2 separate regions of the Homo sapiens genome follow, and region 2 is linked to region 1. The links are chromatin loops, found by intact Hi-C in ENCODE. Cell type or tissue: gastrocnemius medialis. All regions are shown on one strand. Each heading gives the region's core, and the rest is flanking DNA. Links, peaks and the distances in the headings are about the cores only. Region 1 has its middle 24 kb from the start of IP6K2. Region 2 overlaps ARIH2 (ariadne RBR E3 ubiquitin protein ligase 2).

What was found. Peaks named below come from ENCODE experiments on the same cell type or tissue, not always from the same donor. Only the 100,000 strongest peaks of a DNase experiment are listed, where the experiment ranks them.
Region 2: it touches region 1 in a loop (3-fold over the local background); 16 of 110 quality-filtered maps call a loop at or near these places.

Annotation. Positions count from the first base shown.
Region 1 is chr3:48,735,652-48,746,352 of GRCh38, forward strand. It overlaps a transcript of PRKAR2A not described here. Among named protein-coding and RNA genes, the nearest start is that of IP6K2, 24 kb to the left of the region's middle. RefSeq lists a silencer at 1,895-1,984. In gastrocnemius medialis, for the core only: CTCF peaks have their summits at 1,454 (motif pointing right) and 4,468 (motif pointing left); DNase peaks (open chromatin) are centred at 4,520 and 4,880; H3K4me3 peaks cover 1,113 bases; H3K27ac peaks cover 6,464 bases.
Region 2 is chr3:48,945,446-48,957,929 of GRCh38, forward strand. All of the region lies in intron 3 of ARIH2 (ariadne RBR E3 ubiquitin protein ligase 2), which reads left to right. Among named protein-coding and RNA genes, the nearest start is that of ARIH2OS, 32 kb to the left of the region's middle. RefSeq lists an enhancer at 666-835. In gastrocnemius medialis, for the core only: a CTCF peak has its summit at 7,255 (motif pointing left); no DNase peak of the experiment used is centred there; H3K4me3 peaks cover 351 bases; H3K27ac peaks cover 3,235 bases.

The DNA of each region.
Region 1 (10,701 bases), core at 42-8,041:
ATTGCCACGGAAAGAGGCAGTAAGTCCTGGGTGTTGCCATGGCAATGGTAAATTGAAAGCACGTTGGTGGGTATGTCTGATTGAAAGCCTCTTCCTCCCCAGGCCCTGTTTTAGCTAGTCCTCAATCTAGTGCAGCGTCCGAGCCCCACCTCTGGAGTCAAGTACCCACCTCCTACCTAAGTTCTTTTTTTATTTTTATTTTTAAATAGAGACTGGGTCTATATGTTGCCCAGGCTGGTCTTGAACTTCGGGGCTCAAGTGATCTTCCCACCTTGGCCTCCCAAAGTACTGGGATTACAGGTGTGAGTCACTGTATCTGGATCCTGTTTTAGTTCTATCAACTTTTCTAACCTAGATTCAGATATCACACAGTATAATTTCTGCCCCATTCTATTCAATAGAAGCAGTCACTGAAGCTGGCCCATATTTAAGGAGAGGGAGCTTAGATTCCACTTTTTGTGGGAAGAGTATAAAAATATTTGTGGACAGGTTTTATATTATCATCAAAAAGAAGGAACTGGGATAATGCCACTTCATTTGGAGGGCCTGCCACAAAGTTGGAATGAGTAAGAAAAGTGAGATGCAGAAAAGTATGTACAAAATAACCTAAATGTGTACAACAAAGACAAACCACTTTGTGTGAATATGTGTATGCTTTTTTTTTTTTGAGACAGAGTCTCATGATGTCTCCCTGGCTGGAGTGCAATGGCGTGATCTCTCTTAGCTCACTGCAACCTCCGCCTCCCAGTTTCAAGCGATTCTTGTGCCTCAGCCTCCCGAGTAGCTGGGACTACAGGCATGCACCACCATATCCAGCTAATTTTTTGTATTTTAAAAACATTATTTATTTAATTTTTAGATGGAGTTTCGCTCTTGTCACCCAGGCTGGAGTGCAGTGGCACAATCTCGGCTCATTGCAACCTCTCTGCCTCCTGAGTTCAAGTGATTGTCCTGCTTCAGCCTCCCAAGAAGCTGGGATTACAGGCGCCTGCCACCATGCGCAGCTAATTTTTTGTATTTTTAGTAGAGACAGGGTTTCGCCATGTTGGGCAGGCTGGTCTTTAACTCCTGACCTCAGGTGATCCACCTGCCTCAGCCTCCCAAAGTGCTGGGATTACAGGCGTGAGCCACTTGCACCTGGCCGTGTGTATGCTTTTATAATTATATAAGCCAGGAGAAAAGTAGGGAACATACAGTTTGTAAACATGGGTTGCAGAAAATGGTGATAGAAGGGAGGGAAAGGAAAAGAGGAAAAGATAAAAGATTTAAAGGACAGCAGTTATGATGGGTTCTCTCTTATGCAATTAATTATAGGTATATATTTAGCTGGAGGAACGAAGAAATTCTTTAGAGAGGCATCCTTAGGTGACAGAAAGATTAAGAAAATCAAGGAAGTGATGACCTCCTTATCTTAAAACTCAGGATAGGGTAGGGAGGGGTGACTGGTGGGCCACAAGGGGGTGCTGCAGGGCACTGGGAATGTTTTTCATCTGTGTTGGGTTTCTGTTTGGTCTGTGAAAAATAATTGAGCAAAACATCTTTGTTTTATGTACTTTTATGTATTTGTTATATCCTACACTTTAAAAAATTAAATTAAAAAAACAAAACCTGCTGGGCATGGTGGCTCACACCTGTAATCCCAGCACTTTGGGAGGCTGAGGCAGGCGAGTCACTAGGACAGGAGTTCAAGAACAGCCTGGCCAAAATGGTGAAACCCCGTCTCTACTAAAAATACAAAAAATTAGCTGGGTGTGGTGGCACACACCTGTAGTGCCAGCTACTCGAGAGGCTGAGGCAGGAGAATCGCTTAAATCTGGGAGATGGAGGTTGCAGTGAGCTGAGACTGTGCCATTGCACTCTAGCCTGGGTGACAAAGCAAGACTCTGTCTCAAAAAACAAACAAAACCAAAAGCAAAGCAAAATTTGCATAAGGTTCCCAGTGGTTGCAGTGAAGGGACAGTAGATAGGCCTTGGCCTGGACCATTTACGCCTTTGCAAGGCTGGAAGGAAGTTACATGAGCACTCAGCCGAGGGCTAATGTGGCAAAAGTCACATTTCAAAAATAAGACTCTGGCTGTTAATCCTAGAGGGTAATTAAGACTGGGACTAAAGCCAAGTATTAAGTCCAAGGAGGGGAAAGCACTGGAGGGATTTTAAAGAAGAGTTGGGATCTGAGAGTGGACAGATTAGAGGTGATGGCAGTTGGAGACTTCTTCAGGACAGAAGGGTGGTACAACTGGAGAGGGAGTACTGATGAAAAATAAGAGGATGGGCCGGGTGTGGTGGCTCATGCCTGCAATCCCAGCACTTTGGGAGGCCAAGGCGGGCGGATCACATGAGATCAGGAGTTCCAGACCAGACTGGCCAACATGGTGAAGTCCTGTCTCTACTAAAAATACAAAATTAGCAGGACGTGGTGGCCTGCACCTGTAATCCCAGCTATTCAGGAGGCTGAGGTAGGAGAATCCATTGAACCTGGGAGGTGGAGGTTGCAGTGAGCCGAGCTCGTGCCACTGCACTCCAGCCTGAGCAACACAGCGAGACTCCATCTCAAGAAAAAAAAAAAAAAAGACAATATTTGGGACAGCTGTTTCATAGCCTTAGTGGAGATGTCAAGCAGTGGGACAACTAGTTCAGGGTGAAGTGTCCCAGCTGGAAGTATAAATTCAGAGAGAGCAGCATGGTGATAACACTCAAAGCCACACTGTTCCTGACAAAATTCCCTAAGGAGGGAGGGAGGGAGAAGAGCCCAGAGTACAGTCTTGGGTCACTCCAACATTTAACTATGTGTAGTTAAAGGTGGCAACAGAGATGAGGATGATCATAAGAGCTGGAAGGAAAACCAGGAGGGCTGAATGATTCCTGAGAATGTGGTCCTTGAAGCAGGAGGGAGAAGTCAATCCCAGTGAATTTTGCTGGGATTCCAGAGAGCTAGTATGTGCACTGGTTTTGTCAGCGGAAGTCACTGGGGACTGTGCCATGGGCTGTGGCAAGAATGGGAGGTGAGGAAGGGTAATGGCAACCACAGGCAAGTTTCAGAATGGGGCAGGAGCTAGAGGAGGATGGTGGGGAGCAAAGAGGGAGACCGGAGTTTCTGACCCATGGCAAGTCATTGCTGAGGGAGGCAGAGGTGCGAGAGGTTGGAGGACAGGGCTCTAGGGCCAGGCAGCAAGCACTGCAATGGTTTTGGAGATGAAGGGTACAGGTGAGATGCTGAGCACAGACCTCACCTCCAGGATGTAGGTCTTCAGGCCCCTGGCAGAGATGGGCCTCTGATCCCCAAAGAGGACCTCCAAAGGTGGAGGGGGCAAGAGTCTGATGAGGAGGTAGAGGGGTGCTTCTGCACTCCAGGTTCCTTTTCCTGCCCATTCCTTAAACCCGCTGGCTGTTCTTGCTCACCCCCACTCCCTCCTGCCTGGAGTCAGCCCAGGGCCTCCAGCGCTGAAGAACTGGACAGGCAGCTCAGCTCGGAGTTGGGAACACAATGGTCCCACTCGGGCAGAGGTGGGGCTAAGGTCTCTGATGACCCTCAGCTGCACCCACAGCCCTGGGACGTGGGCCATGCAGAGAGGGGTTGGTGGCAAATAATTCCTAGATTTTTTTTTTCCAGAACAAAAGACAGGAAAATTACCAAGAAAAGGATCCCACAAGGCCAGGGTTGGGAGGGTTCCTAGTATATCCTGGACACACACACCCTGTCCCCAGCACGTCCAGGCAGGACAAAGCTGGAGGGGCCAGCTGAGGTATTCCCATTGTGCTAGAAGCCCGCCCAGTGTCAGTGGGCCCCACCCCTGCACTCTTAATATGCCCTTGCATGCACCTGGCCCTTGAACTAGTTCCCCAGTGCCAAGTGAGGGCCTTCCCGGTTTTCAGTTGTGAGGCCAGCTCTGCGTTAGGGGTGGGGGCTGCTTTTGCTGTAAGCCAGAGATACAAACCTTGAGGTGAGCACAAAGGCAGAGACCACAGCAGCGAGTGGACCCCAGACAATTGATTGCAGTTGGGTCTTGGCCCAGCCCAGGTAGGCAAGGGACTCAGGCAATGCCAGGGTCAGTGGGAGTGGACATCCTCCCATAAGCCTGCCATCTTCGTACACAGCTGCAAGCGGAGGCCCAGGATGAGGGTCCCAACCCGTTTTTGTCTGGCTAGACTGAGACAGGAGCTGTCAGCCAGGTGGAACCATCTTGAGTCCCGAGGGAGGTGCAGCGCCCCAAGCTCAGAGTCTGAGGGTCACATGCTCTTCCACCCAGCTATGCTCTGGTTGGAAAAGAGCTCAGGGACCCAGTGCCACCAAGGCTGGAGCTTCCTGGAGAACAACCCCTCGTGTGGGGTCTGGGCTGAGACTTGGAAGGTCAGCGGGGGCCCTGAGCCAGCGCGCAGCCTCATTTGTCACCCTGGGCTTGGGGCCGGCTGCACAGTTCTGGGGCAGGATGCTGGGAGCTCCAGGACAGCCCGGCCCCTGCTGGCCAAAGTGGCAAAATGCAGTACTGCCACTCACGCGTGCTTCCAGCATGTCCCGCGTCCCAGGCTTACCCGTCCCAAAGGCCTTCTCCCTACCTGGCCACAGGCCAAGACTCAGCTCACAGCAGACATGGGAGTGTGTACTGCAGCTGTCCACTCGTGCCCACGCCAGCAGTTTCAGAATGAAAGTGAACAGTTTGACCATCACTGGATGTTATACTCTAAAGTGCTGGTTTGCTTATCTGGTGGGTCTAGATTTTAGCTCCTTTTTATCTGTTTAGCAGACAAAAAACAACTGCACACACCTCCCCTCCTTCCGGGAGTTGGAGGACCTAGCCAGAAAGGGTATTGCTGGATCCTGGCTTATAGCAGAGTACACAGTGACCTTTGTCCCCTGGCTCAGTGCAGTTCTGCAGAGGGAGGAAGGGGTAGGCCCATGGCCAAGAAGGCTACAGGGGATTTGGCTGGTATCTTCTGTTTCAGCAGCCTTCCCCAATAGCTGCCTGTCAAATGTGCATTTGTCTGCCTATCAGCATAGACTGACTGGTGAAGAGTCCTGCTGGTTTTCCTAGTGGGTAGTGCCAATCCTCTGGTCTCATACTGTAGCCTGGCTAGCCTCCTGCCCTGTGGTGTACAAATGGGCTGGGCACGCCTAACTTTGTGTACTGAAAGACATGCCAGATAAATGGTTTTATAGAACAGAAAGAAATGCCCACAAGATCAAGGATTCTGGTTGGGAAGAAGTGAGAGGGAGGGTTAGAAATGTTGTAAGTGGCTGGGCGCGGTGGCTCACACCTGTAATCCCAGCACTTTGGGAGGCCGAAATGGGTGGATCACTTGACGTCAGGGATTCGAGACCATCCTGGCCAACATGGTGAAACCCCATCTCTACTAAAAATACAAAAATTAGCTGGGCGTGGTGGCGCATGCCTGTAATCCCAGCTACTCGGGAGGTGGAGGCGGGAGAATTGCTTGAACCCGGGAGGCGGAGGAGGTTGCAGTGAGCCAAGATCACGCCACTGCACACTCCAGCCTGGGCAACAGAGTAAGACTGTCTCAAAAAAAAAAAAATTCACACATAAGAGACACCTTCAACTGGGCGCAGTGGCTCACGCCTGTAATCCCAGCATTTTGGGAGGCCGAAGCGGGCGGATCACCTCAGGTCTCTACTAAAAATACAAAATTAGCTGGGCGTGGTGGCACATGCCTGTAATTCCAGCTACACTAGGAGGCTGAGGCAGAAGAATTGCTTGAACCCGGGAGGCGAAGTGCAGTGAGCCAAGATTACGCCATTGCACTCTAGCCTGGGCAACAAGAGCGAGACTCTGTCTCAAAAAAAAAGAGACACCTTCAGAAAAATTTGATTCCTAGCACCTGACCTCACAGAAGGCAATTGAGGCCAGAAATGCATTGCTGGCCAAACTTTCTCATGATGTTTAGAATAACTAGCATAAAGATCACAATTTCTGGCTGGGCGCAGTGGCTCACGCCTGCAATCCCAGCACTTTGGGAGGCTGAGGCGGGCGAATCATTTGAGCTCAGGAGTTCCAGAGCAGCCTGGCCAACATGGTGAAACCCTGTCTCTACTAAAAATACAAAAATTAGCTGGGCATGGTGGTGGGTGCCTGTAATCCCAGCTTCTTGGGAGGCTGAAGCAGGACAATCACTTGAACTAAGGAGGCAGAGAGGTTGCAATGAGCCGAGATTGTGCCACTGCACTCTGGCCTGGGCGACAAGAGTGAAACTCTGTCTCAAAAAAAAAAAAAAAAAAGATGACAGTTTCTGAGGAGTCCCTACCTGGGGGGAGTCCTTCAAATCTTAAATCTAGTTGTTCTTGGCCAGGCGCAGTGGCTCATGCCTATAATCCCGGCACGTTGGGAGGACAAGGAGGGCGGATCATGAGGTCAGGAGTTCAAGACCAGCCTGGCCAACATAGGGAAACCCCGTCTCTACTAAAAATACAAAACTTAGCTAGGCGTGGTGGCGCATGCCTGTAGTCCCAGCTACTTGGGAGGCTGAGGCAGGAGAATCGCTTGAACACGGAAGGCGGAGGTTGCAGTGAGCTGAGATCACACCACTGCACTCCAGCCTAGGTAACAGAGTGAGACTCTGTCTCAAAAAACAAAACAAAATACAACAAAACAAAACAAAAAACTAGCTGTTCTCCTTTCACTGCTCCCCCAGAATGCTTCTATAAACAGAATTGTATGATGCAAGGTAGAGCAGCAAGGGACATCACATGCTTGCGTGTCTAGGTTACTCATTTTATGAAGACACAACAGCAGCCCAGAGAGAAAAGAGTAGCATGACTAAGGACAACAGACACTAGAAGCATAATCATCCTTGAGATAGGAGAGGGGCTGCTATCTGCATGAGTCCAGAAATGTGGAGGAACAGGCCCGGAGCGGCAGCTCACGCCTGTAATTCCAGCACTTTGGGAGGCTGAGACTGGCGGATCACCTGAAGTCAGGAGTTTGAGACCAGCCAGGCCAACATGGTGAAACCCCATTTCTATAAAAATACAAAAATTAGCCAGGTATGGTGGCACACGCCTGTAATCCCAGCTACTCGGGAGGCTGAGGCTCGAGAATCACTTGAACCCGGGAGGCGGAGCTTGCAGTGAGCTGAGATCGTGCCACTGCACTCAAAAAAAAAAAAAAAAAAAAGAGAGAAACATGGAGGATAAACTCCACGGGCACTGGATGAAAGCTCCAGGAATCACCTGATAGATCTCAGTACCATTATTGTTGCTAATTCTTGGGGTTTAAACACAGGGTTAGAAACATTCACAGCTGGTCATCAGGATTTATTCAATGAACAAATGAGCTTAGGCAGACCTAACTTCTAACATTCCAAGTTAGAACTTGGTAATACTTGTCTGAATTCACAACTGATTAGTAGGTTCCTGGTCAACACTCAGCATTTTTTTTTCTTTTTTTGAGACGGAGTCTCACTCTGTTGCCAGGCTGGAGTGCAGTGGCACGATCTCAGCTCACTGAAAACTCCGCCTCCGAGGTTCAAGCGATTCTCCTGCCTCAACCTCCCGAATAGCTGGGACTACAGGCGCATGCCACCACGCCCAGATAATTTTTGTACTTTTATTTATTTTTTTCTTTGAGATGGAGTCTTGCTCTGTTGCCCAGGCTGGAGTGCAGTAGCACGATCTCGGCTCACTGCAACCTTCGCCTCCCAGGTTCAAGTGATTCTCCTGCCTCAGCCTCCTGAGTAGCTGGAATTACTGCACACCATCACACCCGGCTAATTTTTGTATTTTCAGTAGAGACGGGGTTTCACCATGTTGGTCAGGCTGGTCTCGAACTCCTGACCTCATGTTCTGCCCACCTCGGCTTTCCAATGTGTCGGGATTACAGGTGTGAGCTACTGTGCCCGCCCTAATTTTTGTATTTTTAGTAGACGCGGGGTTTCACTACGTTGGCCAGGATGGTCTTGATCTCTTACCCTCATGGTCCGCCTGCCTCGGCCTCCCAAGGTGCTGGGATTACAGGCGTGAGCCACAGCACCTGGCCAACACTCCACATTTTATTTATATATCAGAAAACAATCAGGTAACAGTATGTATCACTGGCCATGATTTGTCTCTAGAGAGAATGGGTAAAGGAAGCAAAATTTATACTTAATATGATGCTTTGTTAAGTGACCCCAATTTCCTCCCACTTTTTAATACTGTTTTAATTGTTGTTATAAAATTAAGTGATTCCCTATCACTATATACTCAGGTAATATATTCAGGTAACTTTGATGGGACAAATTTCTAGCTTCCTGTTAGGACACACTAACATAGTCCTCATGTAATGTTCCCTCTTCAAGGCTGAGACTACGGATGATATGATCTTGACATTGTCCTGGAATGTCTTATGTCATAGCAGTACTACCACGAAAACAAAACCACAATTTTGTTTTTTCCTTTTGGTGGAGAATGGGGTCTCGTTACGTTGCCCAGGCAGGTCTCGGACTCCTGGGCTCGAGCTATCCTCCTGCCTCTGCCTCCCTAAGAGCTGGGATTATAGGCGTGAGCCACTGTGCCCAGCCACAATTTTTTTTTAATTAAAAAAAATTTTTTAGAGATGCGGTTTCATGATCGAGACCATCCTGGCTAACACGGTGAAACCCTGTCTCTACTGAAAAAAAAAAAAAATTAGCCGGGCATGGTGGTGGGCGCCTGTAGTCCTGGCTACTCGGGAGGCTGAGGCAAGGAGAATAGCATGAACCCAGGAGGTGGAGCTTGCAATGAGCCAAGATCACGTCACTGCACTCCAGCCTGGGCGACAGAGCAAGACTCTGTCTTTAAAAAAAAAAAAGAGCGAGAGATGCGGTTTCACTATGTTGCCCAGGCTGGTCTTAAACTCCTGGGCTCAAGCGATCCTCCCACTTCAGCCTCCCAAAGGGCTGAGATTACAGGAGTGAGCCACCATGCCTGGCTGACATTTAATTTTTAAAGCTTTCAAACAAAGACACTTTGGTTTTTAGAGGGTTCAGCTACCAGTTTATTGGGCCCTAGTGAGTCCCAAGATTTCCATCTACCAGTTGCTTGGGTCCTAGATTTCATATGCTCCCACAGTTGGCCCTTTGGTACAGGCAGGTGTCTCTGTCCAAATGTGGGCAAGATCAAACTGCAACAAGGCGCTTCCTTTGGTCACCTGAAAAGAAATTGTAGGTACAGTGGGCTGTCACAGCATCCTTGCTAGTTCTGGTTATAGCCATGTCACAGAGAAGGAAATTATGTAAATAATATTGAGTGACAGATGTTTTCTACTTTTTTTTTTAAACGGAGTCTCACTCTGTTGCCCAGGCTGGAGTGCAGTGGCGCAATCTTGGTTCACTGCAACCTCTACCTCCTGGGTTCAAGCAATTCTCCTGCCTCAGCCTCCTGAGTAGTTGGGATTACAGGCACCCGCCACCACACCTGGATAATATTTGTATTTTTAGTAGAGACGGGGTTTCACCATGTTGGCCAGGCTGGTTTTAAACTCCTGACCTCAAATGATCCACCTGCCTCAGCCTCCCAAAGTCCTGGGATTATAGGCATGAGCAACCGCACCCAGCCTTTTTTTTTTTTTTTTTCAGACACCGTGCCAGGCTATTTTTTATTTTTTGTAGAGACAGGGTCTTACTATGTTGCCCAGGCTGGTTTCAAACTTCAATGATCCTCCTGCCTTAGCCTCCCAAAGCACCTGGATTACAGGTGTGAGCCACCATACCCAGCTCTGCTGGGTTTCATTGGTGAGTTTGTCTTCCTGGCAAGGGATATACAGGATACCCTTGCACATCATCCACAACCATTCAAATACCATGTTGTGATTGCTAATTTTATGTGTTAACTTGACTGGGCCACAGTGTGCCCAGATATTTGATCCAACATTATTCCAGATGTTTCTGTGAGGGTGTTTTTGGATAAGGTTTTTTTTTTTTTTTTTTTTTTTTGAGACTGAGTTTCACTCTTGTCGCCCATGCTGGAGTGAGTGGAATGATGCAATCTCGGCTCACTGCAACCTCCACCTCCTGGGTTCAAGTGACTCTCCTACCTCAGCCTTCCAAATGGCTGGGATTATAGGAATGTGCCACCATACCTGGCTAATATTTGTGTTTTTAGTAGAGACTGGGTTTCACCATGTTGGCCAGGCTGGTCTCAAACTCCTGACCTCAGGTGATCCGCCCACCTCCACCTCCCAAAGTGCTGGGATTACAGGTCTGAGTCATCGTGCCCAGCCTGGATAAGATTAACATTTAATTTGGTATAGAAGTAAAGTAGATGACCTTCCCTAATGTGTGTGGGCCTCATCCAATCAGTCGAAGGCGTGAATAGAACAAAAAGGCCAACTCTTCCCCAAGTAAGACAGAATGCCCACCTTTGAACTGGGATGTTGTCTTTTTTCCTGCTTTTGGACGCTAACTGAAACACTGGTTCTTCCTGGGTCTTGAGCCTGCTGGCTTTTGGACAAGAACAACAACATTGGCTCTTCTGAATCTCAGGCCTTCACATTTGAACTGGAACTAAACCATTGGCTCTCCTGGGTCTACAGCTAGCCAATTCACCCTGCAGATCTTGGGACTTGCCCACCTCCATAACTGTGTGAGCCAATTCCTTATAATAAATCTTTAGGCTGGGTGCAGTGGCTCACACCTATAATTCCAGCACTTTGGGAAGCTGGAAGCTGAGGCAGGAAGACTGCTTGAGCCTAGGAGTTTGAAACCAGCCTGGACAACATAGTGAGATCCTGTCAC
Region 2 (12,484 bases), core at 2,344-10,343, 210 kb after region 1:
ATAAACATGTACTATCCAAGTGCTCTGGGGTGTCAAATAATAACTGTTAAATTTCCTGGAACTCGCAAAACCTTTTTTTTGAAGATAGATGTTGGTTGTGTGCTAGAAAGGGTCCTAAATGTCATATGTGCTTACCATTTCCTTCAGTAGCAGGAATTGATCTCTCTCTGGTATTTTAAGTTCTTTGTGGTCAGGGGACTCAAATGTTTGTTCCAATGACTAATTTAAACTTCTGATAGAAGACTTGCTTGAATGCGGTGGAGGGGAAGGGACTTGGTAGAAATCAGAAAATAAGTTTGTGGCTGTTATTAACAAACTTCAGGTGGACTTGCAATTTGTGATCTGAAAAATGATATCACAATCTGCTTACACTGAATAAAGCTGAAACAGAAGTAGGGCAGCAAGTCACAGAATTGCTAGTCTAAACCCACAAGCAAATTGCTATTGGAATTGCCTTACTTAAGATCCTGAACCCTGCAGCCGTCTCCTTGTAGCAAGCGGGTCAGAGGACACAGAGATTCAAAGTTTTATCTTATAAGGTAGTCTCCATTCTAAGCTGACAGTTTGATTTCAGTTCTCTAGTCTCTAACACCCTTAGACTGTGGAAGAAAGTGCCTCCAGAACAAAATGCTGAGATTGTAGATTTGCATGCTGCTAACCACGTCAGTAACAGCGACTAAAGCATTCATATTCACTTCATTACATCTCTGTGAGAAAATCTTAGCATTATTGGCCCACAGCCTGAATTTCCCCCTGGTCTTCATCCTCCATTCCTCAGTCCTGCTTGTGAAGCAGGCATAGAACTGTGTGACACATTTACTATGTTATTCATTTAAAAAACAGAAAGGAGAACTTGACTCCCAAGCAGCCATCTACTCTAGGTTTCTAGGCCAGTGTAACCAAGTGGTAACTACTGAACATGTTTTGAGGGCCTGTGTCAGATAGTATTTTCCAAAGGTCATGAGCAAACACCTTCTGTCATCCACTATAGTCTGTGCATTTTAGAGTTTCAGTCAAAAACAGACTATAGAGGATGACAGAAGGTGTTTGCTCATGACCTTTGGAAAATACAAATGACCATAAACAAAGTCCTTTTTGACATGCATGTAGCACATGCTTCCTGAAATAAAGATCTGGAAACCATCTGAGAGTATTGACATTGTAAATGCAATGGCAAAACAAAGCCATATTGGATTGAGGGCTACGGGTAATGCAGAGCAATGTGTAGGGTAAATGAGAACAGAGGAGAGAGAGCTCATTTCAAGCTGGAAAGAAAGCTCCCCAGTAGCGTCTAACCCATTGTGGTGCAGGTTTGGAGGACTCAGGGAAAGTGGGAGCATGGGCTGCGCTTGGTCTCTGCTCAGACCCCATCTTTGACTCTGTGAAAGCCTTCTCTGGACTACCCAGAAACTTGAGGGTACCCTTCACTCTTCACAATAAACTTTATGCTTGCCCCCACTTTTCTACCTTGCTCATACACTTTCCTTCCCTAGCTCCCGGTAAAATGAGAGAGTTCTTATCTTTGGGGCTTATGTTCATACTAAGGGGCAGGCACAAATGTGATTGCCCAAAGACAGTCCAGGGAGTGAGAAGGCAGGCCTAAAAGCTGTGCCTGTGGAAAAGTGATGTTGGTAAGGAGCTGGCTGAATGGGAGCAGAACATCCGGTGAAATACTCAGAAGCCTTGGTCAGGGAGATCAAGAAAGCCAGAGAAGGCCAGGCACAGTGGCTCACGCCTGTAATCCCAGCTCTTTGGGAGGCCGAGGCGGGGGGATCACCTGAGGTCGGGAGTTTGAGACCAGCCTGACCAAAATGGAGATAACCTCATCTCTACTAAAAATACAAAATTAGCCGGGCGTTGTAGCGCATGCCTATAATCCCAGCTACTCGGGAGGCTGAGGCAGGAGAATCGCTTGAACCTGGGCGGTGGAGGTTGTGGTGAGCCAAGATCGTGCCATTGCACTCCAGCCTGGGCAACAAAAGCAAAACTCTGTCTCAAAAAAAAAAAAAAAAGGAAAAAAAAAGCCAGAGAATATTGTAAAGTTATCAGCATTATAGGCCTATATGGAAATGACTTTATACTAGCACTATTATACTGTACTCTATAGTGTATACAGTCAGTTAACCTTAGTGAAAACTGTGTTAAAACTGTAAAGTGGAATTTGTTATTTTGAGGATTATAAATAAAAAGTCAAAGTATACTGTTTGATGCAGTAATATAAGGGTCAACCCTTTGTATATTGTGACGTATGATTATGTGAGTGATTGCCGTTGAATTAAATTTGACAAACTTTCCGCCCTTTTATTATGAAAAATTTAAAAGAAAGAGCTTTAAATAATTGTACAGTGGACATTCATATACTATACCATCTAGATTATATAATTGCTAATCTGTTGCTGCATTTGCTTCATCATTTATCTGTCCATCAGTCAACTCATTTTTGAAGCAGCTCTATTAAAGTTTTACATGCCATTAAACTCATCCATTTTATCTTTTTATTTTATTTTTATTTTTATTTTGTTTATTTATTTTTTTGAGACAGTCTTGCTCTGTCACCCAGGCTAGAGTGCAGTGGTGTGATCTCGGCTAACTGCAAGCTCCGCCTCCCAGGTTCACGCCATTCTCCTGCCTCAGCCTCCTGAGTAGCTGGGACTACAGGCGCCCACCACCACGCCTGGCTAATTTTTTTATATTTTTAGTAGAGATGGAGTTTCACCATGTTAGCCAGGATGGTCTCGATCTCCTGACCTTGTGATCCGCCCGCCTCGGCCTCCTAAAGTGCTGGGATTACCGGCGTGAGCCACTGCGCCCGGCCTCCTTTTTATTTTATTTTATTTTTTGAGACGGAGTTTTGCTCTTGTTGCCCAGGCTGGAGTGCAATGGCGCGATCTCGGCTCACCGCAACCTTTGCGTCCCAGGTTCAAGCGATTCTCCTGACTCAGCCTCTGAAGTAGCTGGGATCACAGGCATGTGCCACCACGCCCGGCTAATTTTGTGTTTTTAGTGCTAATTTTATATTTTTAGTAGAGATGGAGTTTCTCCATGTTGGTCAGGCTGGTCTGGAACTCCCAACCTCAGGTGATCCGCCCACCTCGGCCTCCCAGGAGTGCTGGGATTACAGATGTGAGCCACCGCGCCCGGCCGAACTCATCCATTTTAAAGTGTACCATTATTTGAGTTTTATTAAATGTATACAACTATGTAGTCATTACCATAGTCCCAGTTTTAGAACATTTCATCACCTAAAAAATTCCCGTGTTCATTTATAGTTGATCCCTGTTCCCAAGTGACTACTGATCTTCTGTCTCAGTAGTTTTGCCTTTTCTAGAAATTTCATACAATTTGAATTATACAATATGTAATCTTTTGTTACCTGGTTCTTTCTCTTAGCATAATGGTTGAGGTTCATCCATATTGTATCATGCATCAGTAGTGTGTTCTCTTTTATTGCTGAATAATGATTTTCCATTGTATGGATATGCCACATTTTGTTTACCCATTCATTTGTAAGTTGAGGGACATTGGGTTGTTTCTAATTTTGGGCTACTACGCAGTATGCTGCTGTGACCATTCATGGCCAGGGCTTAATATAGCCATGTGTTTTCATTTCTCTTGTATAGATAACTAGGAGTGGGATTGCTGGGTCACATGGTAAGTGTATGTTTAACATTTATTTATTTATTTATTTTTGAGACGGAGTCGTGCTCTGTTGCCTAGGCTGGAGTGCAGTGGCACGATCTCGGCTCACTGCAAGCTCCACCTCCTGGGTTCATGGCATTCTCCTGCCTCAGCCTCCTGAGTAGCTGGGACTACAGGCGCCCGCCGTGACGCCCGGCTAGTTTTTTGTGTTTTTAGTAGAGTCGGGGGTTTCACCGTGTTAGCCAGGATGGTCTCTATCTCCTGACCTCGTGATCCGCCTGCCTTGGCCTGGGATTACAGGTGTGAGCCATCGTGCCCAGCCGTGTTTAACATTTTAAGAAATAAACTGTTTTCCAAAGTGGCTCTACTACTTTACATTCCCACTAGCATTATGTAAGGGTTCCAGTTTCTCTGCTTCCTTGTTAGCACTTGGTATTTTAGGTCTTCTGGATTATAATCATTCTAGTGAGTGTGTAATACCTTGTGGTTTTAATTTGCATTCCCTAATGACTAGTGTCATTAACCACTAATGTAATTAATGATCTTTCCTTGTGCTTATTTGCTATTCATACATTTATTTTTTGTGGTGAAATGTCTGTTCAAATACTTTGTCTGTTTTTAAAAATTGCATTTTGTGCCTTACTGAGTTCTAAGAGAGAATTCTTTACATAGTTTGAATTATTTTATCAGATGTATGATTTGCAGATATTTTCTCCCATCCTGTTACCTGTATCTTTTTTTTTTAATCTTTTTTTTACTCCATCTAGTTCTGCTTCCTACTTTTCCATTTTCTAAATGGTGTCTTTTGAAGAGTAAAAGCTTAATTTTGATGAAGTCCAGTTTATCTTTATTTTCTTTTTTTAAAAAATTTTTCTTTTAAGGATTGTGCTTTTAGTGTCATATCTAGAAATCTTTGCCTAAACTAAGGCACAATTTTCTTCTGTGCTTTCTTTTAGCAATTTTATAGTTTTAGGTTTTACATTTAGATATGTGAACTCTTTTGAGTTAATTTTTGTGTGGTATGAAGTAATGGTCTGTGTTCTGTGTTTTGTTTGTTATGTATAAACAATTATTCAGTTGTTCCAGAACCCTTTGTTGAAAAGACTTTTTTTCTCCATTGAATTACATTGGCACCTTTGTTGAAAATTTACCATACATGTATGAGTTTCCTTTTAGACTCTGTTTTGTTCTATTGATCTATAGGTCTGTCTATTCCATTTTCTTTTTTTCCTTTTTTTACTCCATCTAGTTCTGCTTCCTACTTTTCCATTTTCTAAATGATGTCTGTTGAGTAAAAGCTTAATTTTGATGAAGTCCAGTATCTCCACTGTCTTGATTACCGTATGTAGCTTTATAGTAAGTCTTGAAGTCAGATGGTGTAAGTCTTTCAACTTTGCTCTTTTCTTTCAAGATTGCTTTGGATATTCTGGATCCTTTACATTTCTACAGATTTTGCAATCAACTATTAATTTTATTAAAAAGCTTGTGATTTTGATTGGGATTTTCATTTTGATTGGTTTTGATTGTTGTGTTCAAAATCTGTAGCTGTGCTGCCCGGTATGGTAGCTATGTGTGGCCATTGCTCATTTGAAATACAGTCAGTTTGAATTGAGATGTGCCGTAAGTCTAAAATACAGACTGGACTTAGAATGAAACAAAGGATAAAAATAGATTATCAATGCTTTTTTATGTGTTACATGTTGAAATAATACAATTTCAGATATATTAGGTTAAATAAAATAAATTATTAAAATTCACCCACTTAATTTTTCAATTTGCTGCTATATAGAAATACTTTTATGGCTCTTTCTTTGAATTCTAACATTTGGTTTTTGTATATATTGACTTTGTATTTTCTTTCTTCTTCTTTTTTTTTTTTTTTTTAATTTTTATTTTGTGACAGTGTCTTGCCCTGTCACCCAGGCTGGAGTGCAGTAGAGCTATCATGGTTCACTGCAACCTCAACCTCCCAGGTTCAAGTGATCCTTCTACCTCAGCCTCCCAGGTAGATGGGACAACAGGTTCATGTCACCATGCCCAGCTAATTTTTTGTACTTTTTGTAGAGACAGGGTTTTGCCATGTTGCCTTGGCTGGTCTTGAACTCCTGGGCTCAAGTGATTTGCCTGCCTTAGCCTCTGAAAGTGCTGGGATTACAAGCGTGAGCCAGTGTACCAGGCCAACTTTGTATTTTTTTTACCTTAGTAAATTCATAAATTCATTTATTAGTGTTTTTTTTCCCCCTGTGGAGTTTCACTCTTGTCCAGGCTTCAGTGCAATGGCAAATTTTTAAATTAAGGATTTTTGTGTCTATGTCTGTGGAATATTGGGGTTTTTTTTCTTGGTTATGTTTTATCATGGTTATGCTAACCTCATAAAATGAGTTTGGAAGAAATGTCCCTTTCTTCTCTAGTTTGTAAAAGTGTTTATGTAAAATTAGTGTTGATAGAATTCATCAGTAAAATCCCTGGGCCTGGAACTTGGTGGGAAGGGTTTCGATCATGACTTCAATGTCTTTACTATATAAAGAGCTGCTCAGTTTTTCTTTTTCATTTTGTGTCATTGTTGGTAAGTATTCTTCAAAGAACATGTTAATTTCATTTAAGATGTCAATTTTATTAGAATTAGGTTATTCATAACATTTTCTTATTTTCCCTTTAATGTCTATAAGAATTGTAGGGGGTGGTCCATCTTCTACCTCTGTTATGGATAATTTGTTTTCTCTTTTTTCCTAATTGTTCTGTTTTATCAACTTTGTTGATATTTTTAAAGAATCCATTTTTAGACTTCGTTAATTTTTGCTGTTACTTGGATTTTATTTCTTTCTCTTTTTAATTGTTACTATTTTCTTCTTTTTACTTCGTTTTAACTTAGTCATCTTTTTCTAGCTTCCCTTTTTTAGCTGTAATACACGGCAGTGACTAAATTTTTCTAGCGTCTTAGGTTAGATCTTTATGTCATTGATTTTTGGACCTTTTTTAATATATACATTTATAGTTTTAAATTTTTGTGTAGGCATTATATTAGCTGCATCTCACAAATTATGTAGTATTTTTGTTATTCAGTTCAAAACATTTTCTAATTTCTCTTTTGATTCCTGCTTTGACACAGGGGTTCTATAGAAGTATGTTCTTTAATTTCTAAATGTATGCTACAAAGAAGGGCATTATTGGTAGCTGACAGTTAAGAGAAACATATGGGGGTTCTGGAATCATTCAGTGAATTGCTGTGGGGAGGAATTAGGTGATGGGTCCTGAAGACTCTCTTCTACTAAGGCATATAAAGTTTGTCCTGTCAATACTGGAGAGCAGTGATGGGTTTTAAACAAGGTAGGAACTGATCCTGGCAAGAGTTAAGGGATCTGCAAGAATTGTGTTATTATTACTGTTGCATAAGGGTGTCAGGAAGCTCATCCTGAGGATGATGGAGTGGAAGGGATATACATTAAGATGCCTTTCCATGTGAGTGAGGCCCTTCTGATGGGAGTGCTGAGGAGAGGAAGAACTAGAGATTGGACACTGGAGTGGTGATGATGGGAGAGGGTAAAGTGGTTAAGGAAGAGTGAGACGTGGAGGAAAAGGCCAACAGTCCTACCTTGAGAGGAGTGGGAATGTGGTGCCCCCCACTGGCAAGATGGGGATACAAGAGGAAGAGCACAGAGTACCTGAACAGGTGCTGCAAAAGACATCATAGAGATCAAGAGGGGGTCATTAAGGCAGAAGGAAGTTAAGTGTCTGATTTCTGTCAGCAAGATAAGGTATGAGAAATGTTTGAATTTGGCAACAAGGGAGTTTATATTGCCTGGTATATGTGCATAAAGAAAGAATATCTTAGTATTTCTACTGTCAGCAATTTTTTTTTTTTTAAACGCAGTCTCGTTCTTGTCACCCAAGCTAGAGTGCAGTGGCGCGATCTTGGCTCACTGCAACCTCTGCTTCTCGAGTTCAACCGATTCTCATACTTCAGCTTCCCAAGTAGCTGGGATTACAGGTGCCCACCACTATGCCCGGCTAATTTTTATATTTTTAGTAGAGACAGGGTTTCACTATGTTGGCCAGGCTGATCTCAAACTCCCGACCTCAGGTGACCTGCCCGCCTCGGCCTCCCAAAGTGCTGGCATTACAGGTGTAAGCCACCGCGCCTGGCCAGCAATTCTGAGTAGATTGAAATTCATCAATTGAAATCAACATCTTATCAAATTATGAGCCAAACTGAATTAAAATCAGGAATAATCTGTGAATTTTTAATTTATGATTTTGGCAGTTAGACCCCATAAGCTTTGAAAAGTATTATAGTTATTAAACATGATTATTCATTTTCTTTTTTTTATTTTTTATTTTAGACGGAGTCTCGCTCTGTCTCCCAGGCTGGAGGGCAGTGGTGCGACCTCGGCTCACTGCAAGCTCCGCCTCCCGGGTTCACGCCATTCTCCTGCCTCAGCCTCCTGAGTAGCTGGAACTACAGGTGCCTCACAACGCCCGGCTAATTATTTGTATTTTTAGTAGAGACGGGGTTTCACCGTGTCAGCCAGGATGGTCTCGATCTCCTGATCTCATGATCCGCCCACCTGGCCTCCCAAAGTGCTGGGATTACAGGTGTGAGCCACCACGCCCAGCCATTATTCATTTTCTTGAAACAGTGTCTTGCTGAGTCACCCCGGCTGGAGCGTAGTGGCGTGATCATGGCTCACTGCAGCCTCTACCTCCTGGGCTCAAGCGATCCTCCTACCTTAGCCTCCTGAGTAGCTGGGACTACAGGCACATGCCACCATGCCCAGCTAATTAAAAAAAAAATGTTTTGGCTGGGCGTGGTGGCTCACACCTGTAATCCCAGCACTTTGGGAGGCCGAAGCGGGTGGATCACCTGAGGTCTGGAGTTTGAGACCAGCCTGGCCAACATGGTGAAACACTCTCTACTAAAATACAAAAATTAGCCGGGAGTGGTGGCAGGTGCCTGTAATCACCGCTACTTGGGAGGCCGAGACAGGAGAATCGCTTGAACCTGGGAGGCGGAGGTTGCAGTGAACCAAGATCGCGCCATTGCATTCCAGCGTGGGGACAGGAGCGAGACTTTGTCGCAAAAAAAAGAAAAGGCCGGGCTTGGTGGCTCACGCCTGTAATCCGAGCACTTTGGGAGGCCGAGGCAGGCGGATCACAAGGTCAGGAGATCGAGACCATCCTGGCTAACACTGTGAAACCCCCGTCTCTACTAAGGCATCGTGGTGGGCACCTGTAGTCCCAGCTACTCAGGAGGCTGAGGCAGGAGAATGGCGTGAACCCGGGAGGCAGAGCTTGCAGTGAGCCAGGATCGCACTACTGCACTCCAGTCGGAGCAACAGAGTGAGACTCTGTCTCAAAAAAAAAAAAAAGTTTTTTTCTACGTATAGGATCTCACTATTTGCCCAGGCTGGTCTCAAACTTCTGAATTCAAGTAATCCTGCCACCTTGGCATCCCAAAGTGCTGAGATTACAGGCTTGAGCCACCACACCCAGCCTGTAAGTATTCTTTACTCATGGTTTTGTGAATGTACAAAATGACTGTCAAAGAGATTCCACCATCTTAGGGTTTGCTCTTTAAACAGGGATGAGATTTCCTCTGGGGAATAGTGGAAATGAATTGGAGAATGGGTTTGCTGGAAACAGTAACCTAATGAATGGTACCCTTTTTGGCCCTTGATATGGAGGGAACAATAGATACCTTTTTTATCTCTGATTAGAGACTCAGATTACTCAGTAATTATCTTGAGACTCCTTTTGGACAAGAAACTTTCTAGTTTTTAATTTCTAGTTTTTTCCTCAGTTAATGTTTCTAGAAATAGAAAAAGCATTCATAGTGCCGGGTGTGGTGGCTCATGCCCATAATCCCCACACTTTGGGAGGCCGAGGCAGGATGATCACTTGAGGTCAGGAGTTCGAGACCAGCCTGGCCAACATGGTGAAATCCCATCTCTAGTAAAAATACCAAAAATAGCTGGGCGTGGTGTTGAGTGCCTGTAATCCCAGCTACTTGGGAGGCTGAGGCAGGAGAATCACTTGAACCCGAGAAGCAGAGGTTGCAGTGAGCCAGCGTCGCGCCACTGTACTCTAGCCTGGGCGACAGAATGACACTCCATCTCAACAGAAACGAAAAAGAAAAAGCATTCATAAATAAATAGGACTTTTAATCCTCTGGTTACATGTTGATCTAATAGAACTGCAAGTTTCTTCTGAACACCACATTGGTCACATGTGTTCCTTCTAAGTCATTAGTCTTTTTTTTTTTTTGGCTTACATTGGTTGTTTACTACCCTGGATCCATTTTTCTTTTGGAAAAGATTTGGCCTTTTCTTTATAAGTTGTCTTGATAATACTTAATCCTAACTACCAACAGGTTGTTAGCTCCTTCATTACAACAGCCCAGCAAGAGCTCTTCTTGATTCTACTGAAAGGTTTTCTCTTCACAATTGAACAAATTATAAAGGGTAACAAGGGGACAGGGGGTGAAGGACTCAGTTATGAAAGTGTTGACTGTGATAGATTCTAAATGGATTGTTGAGCTCTTTCAAGCATTAAAGACTAATGGTGTGAATACTAGTTCGTTCCTTAGAAAGCTCAGCTGTTTGTACTCAGACAGATTTTTACCTTTAATCTGGCTTAATATTGTTTAGAAGATTTGTTTTGGCCCTCCTGCCAGGAGGCCAAGATGGCTCAAGGTGGCCACTGCTTCCTCTGGAAAACTGCTGGGGAGTTGAGATGGGGGTTCAGTCAGTTCTCTCTTGTGACCCAAATCAGGGAGAAGGTAGCCTCCTTGCTGAGACTACCTTTTAGAATATATTATTCTAGAGTATCATTTTCTCACTGTTTTTCTCCATCTCTGTGCTGCTTTTGCTCAGAGGACTCTGGGGAATCTGGCTTTCCTGTAGATCCTTCCTGGTGTCCATTACTGGATGAGGTGCAGTGACACTACATTTTCCCTTAATTAGTGGTCTCAGAATCTCATCAGGTTTGTAGTAGATTTTTGAGAGAGAGAGTCTCCAATCTTCTGTGTACTATCAACCTAATATGTGTAATTATCTCCTTTACTTTTTTTTTTTTTGAGACGGAGTCTCACTCTGTCACCGAGGCTGGAGTGCAGTGGTACCATGTCGGCTCACTGCAACCTCCATCTCCTGGGTTCAAGCAATTCTACTGCCTCAGCCTCCCGAATACCTGGGATTACAGGCGCCCGCCACAACACCCAGCTAATTTTTATATTTTTAGTAGAGACGGGGTTTCACCGTGTTGGCCAGGCTGGTCTCGAACTCCTGACCTCAGGTGATCCGCCTGCCTCTGCCTCCCAAAGTGCTGGGGTTACAGACGTGAGCCACTGCGCCCGGCACTTTTTTTTTTTTTTTTTTTTTTTTTTTTTTTTTTAAGAGACAGGGTTTTGCTGTGTTGCCAGGCTGGCTGTGGTGTTGAACTCCTGGGCTAAGCAATTCTCCCGCCTCAGCCTCCTGAGTAGCTGGGACCACAGGCATGAACCACTGTGCCTGGCAGTCACCCCCACCTTGATGTGGGGATCCCAGTAGTGTCTCTTACAGAAGGCTGCTGGGAGATGCATACAGCTGACGTGTGTGTGTGTGTGTGTGTGTGTGTGTATTTATTTTTTATTTTTTTGAGATGGAGTTTTGCTCTATCACCCAGGCTGGAGTGCAGTGGCACGATCTCGGCTCACTGCAACCTCTGCCTCCCGGGTTCAAGCGATTCTCCTGCCTCAGCCTCCTGATTTCCCAAGTAGCTGGGATTACAGGCGCCCGCCACTACGCCCAGCTAATTCTTGTATTTTTATTAGAGACGGGGTTTCACCATGTTGGCCACAACTTAGCTGGTCTCAAACTCCTGACGTCAAGTGATCTGCCCGCCTCGGCCTCCCAAAGTGCTGGGATTATAGGCACGAGCCACTGTGCCTGGCCTATCCTATACGTATTGATGTCCTCTTGGCTGTTGCCATTAAAAGAATAGATTTACACCTCACCACTGTCCATTTTATAAAGTGGTAGGCATATCTCCCTTCACATTGTTTGTTCTCACCAGAACTCAGCTCTGCTGGGATATTCTGAGTTGGTCATTATCAGACTTGTAATCATTAGGAAATTCTTGGCTTCAGTAGAGGGTTATGTTGTTATCTGTAGGTGAGCACTACCTAGTGTGTTAATTCTGAGGCTTCACTGTGGCTGTTGGTGCTGTTGAAATCAAGAGATCAGTGTTAAACCTTCTTGACCTTTCTAATGAAACAACAAAATTTTATTTTAAATCCACAGCTTAAAGACATACCATTTAATAATCAGCATTTGTTGAATGGCTACCCAGTGTCCAGTCCATTTCTGGGCTTTGTGGATCTGTGAGTCAACCCTGACCCCTGTTCTTAGTGTAAAGGGCCCATCTGTAGTGAAAAAAGACGGCAGCTGTTGGACATGGTCAGAATTCCTCTGAGTTACTAGGTGGCATAGTATCTTTGCTAGGACTTGGTGGTCATGCATAATGAGACATGTAGAAGTCAGAACAGAAAGCATGGTGTAAGGCTGATTGGGCCCCACTGGGTATGAGAAGAAAGAAAAGGTTCCAGCAGGGAGTTCATCTAAAACAGTATCACTTCATTGTTTTTGTTTGTTTGTTTGTTTGTTTGTTTTTGAGACAGAGTCTTACTCTGCTGTCGCCCAGGCTGGAGTGCAGTGGCGCGATCTCAGCTCACTACAACCTCCGCCTCCCGGGTTCAAGCGATTCTCCTGCCTCAACTTCCCGAGTAGCTGGGACTACAGGCACCTACCACCACACCCAGCTAATTTTTGTATTTTTAGTAGCGACGGGATGTCACCATATTAGCCAAACA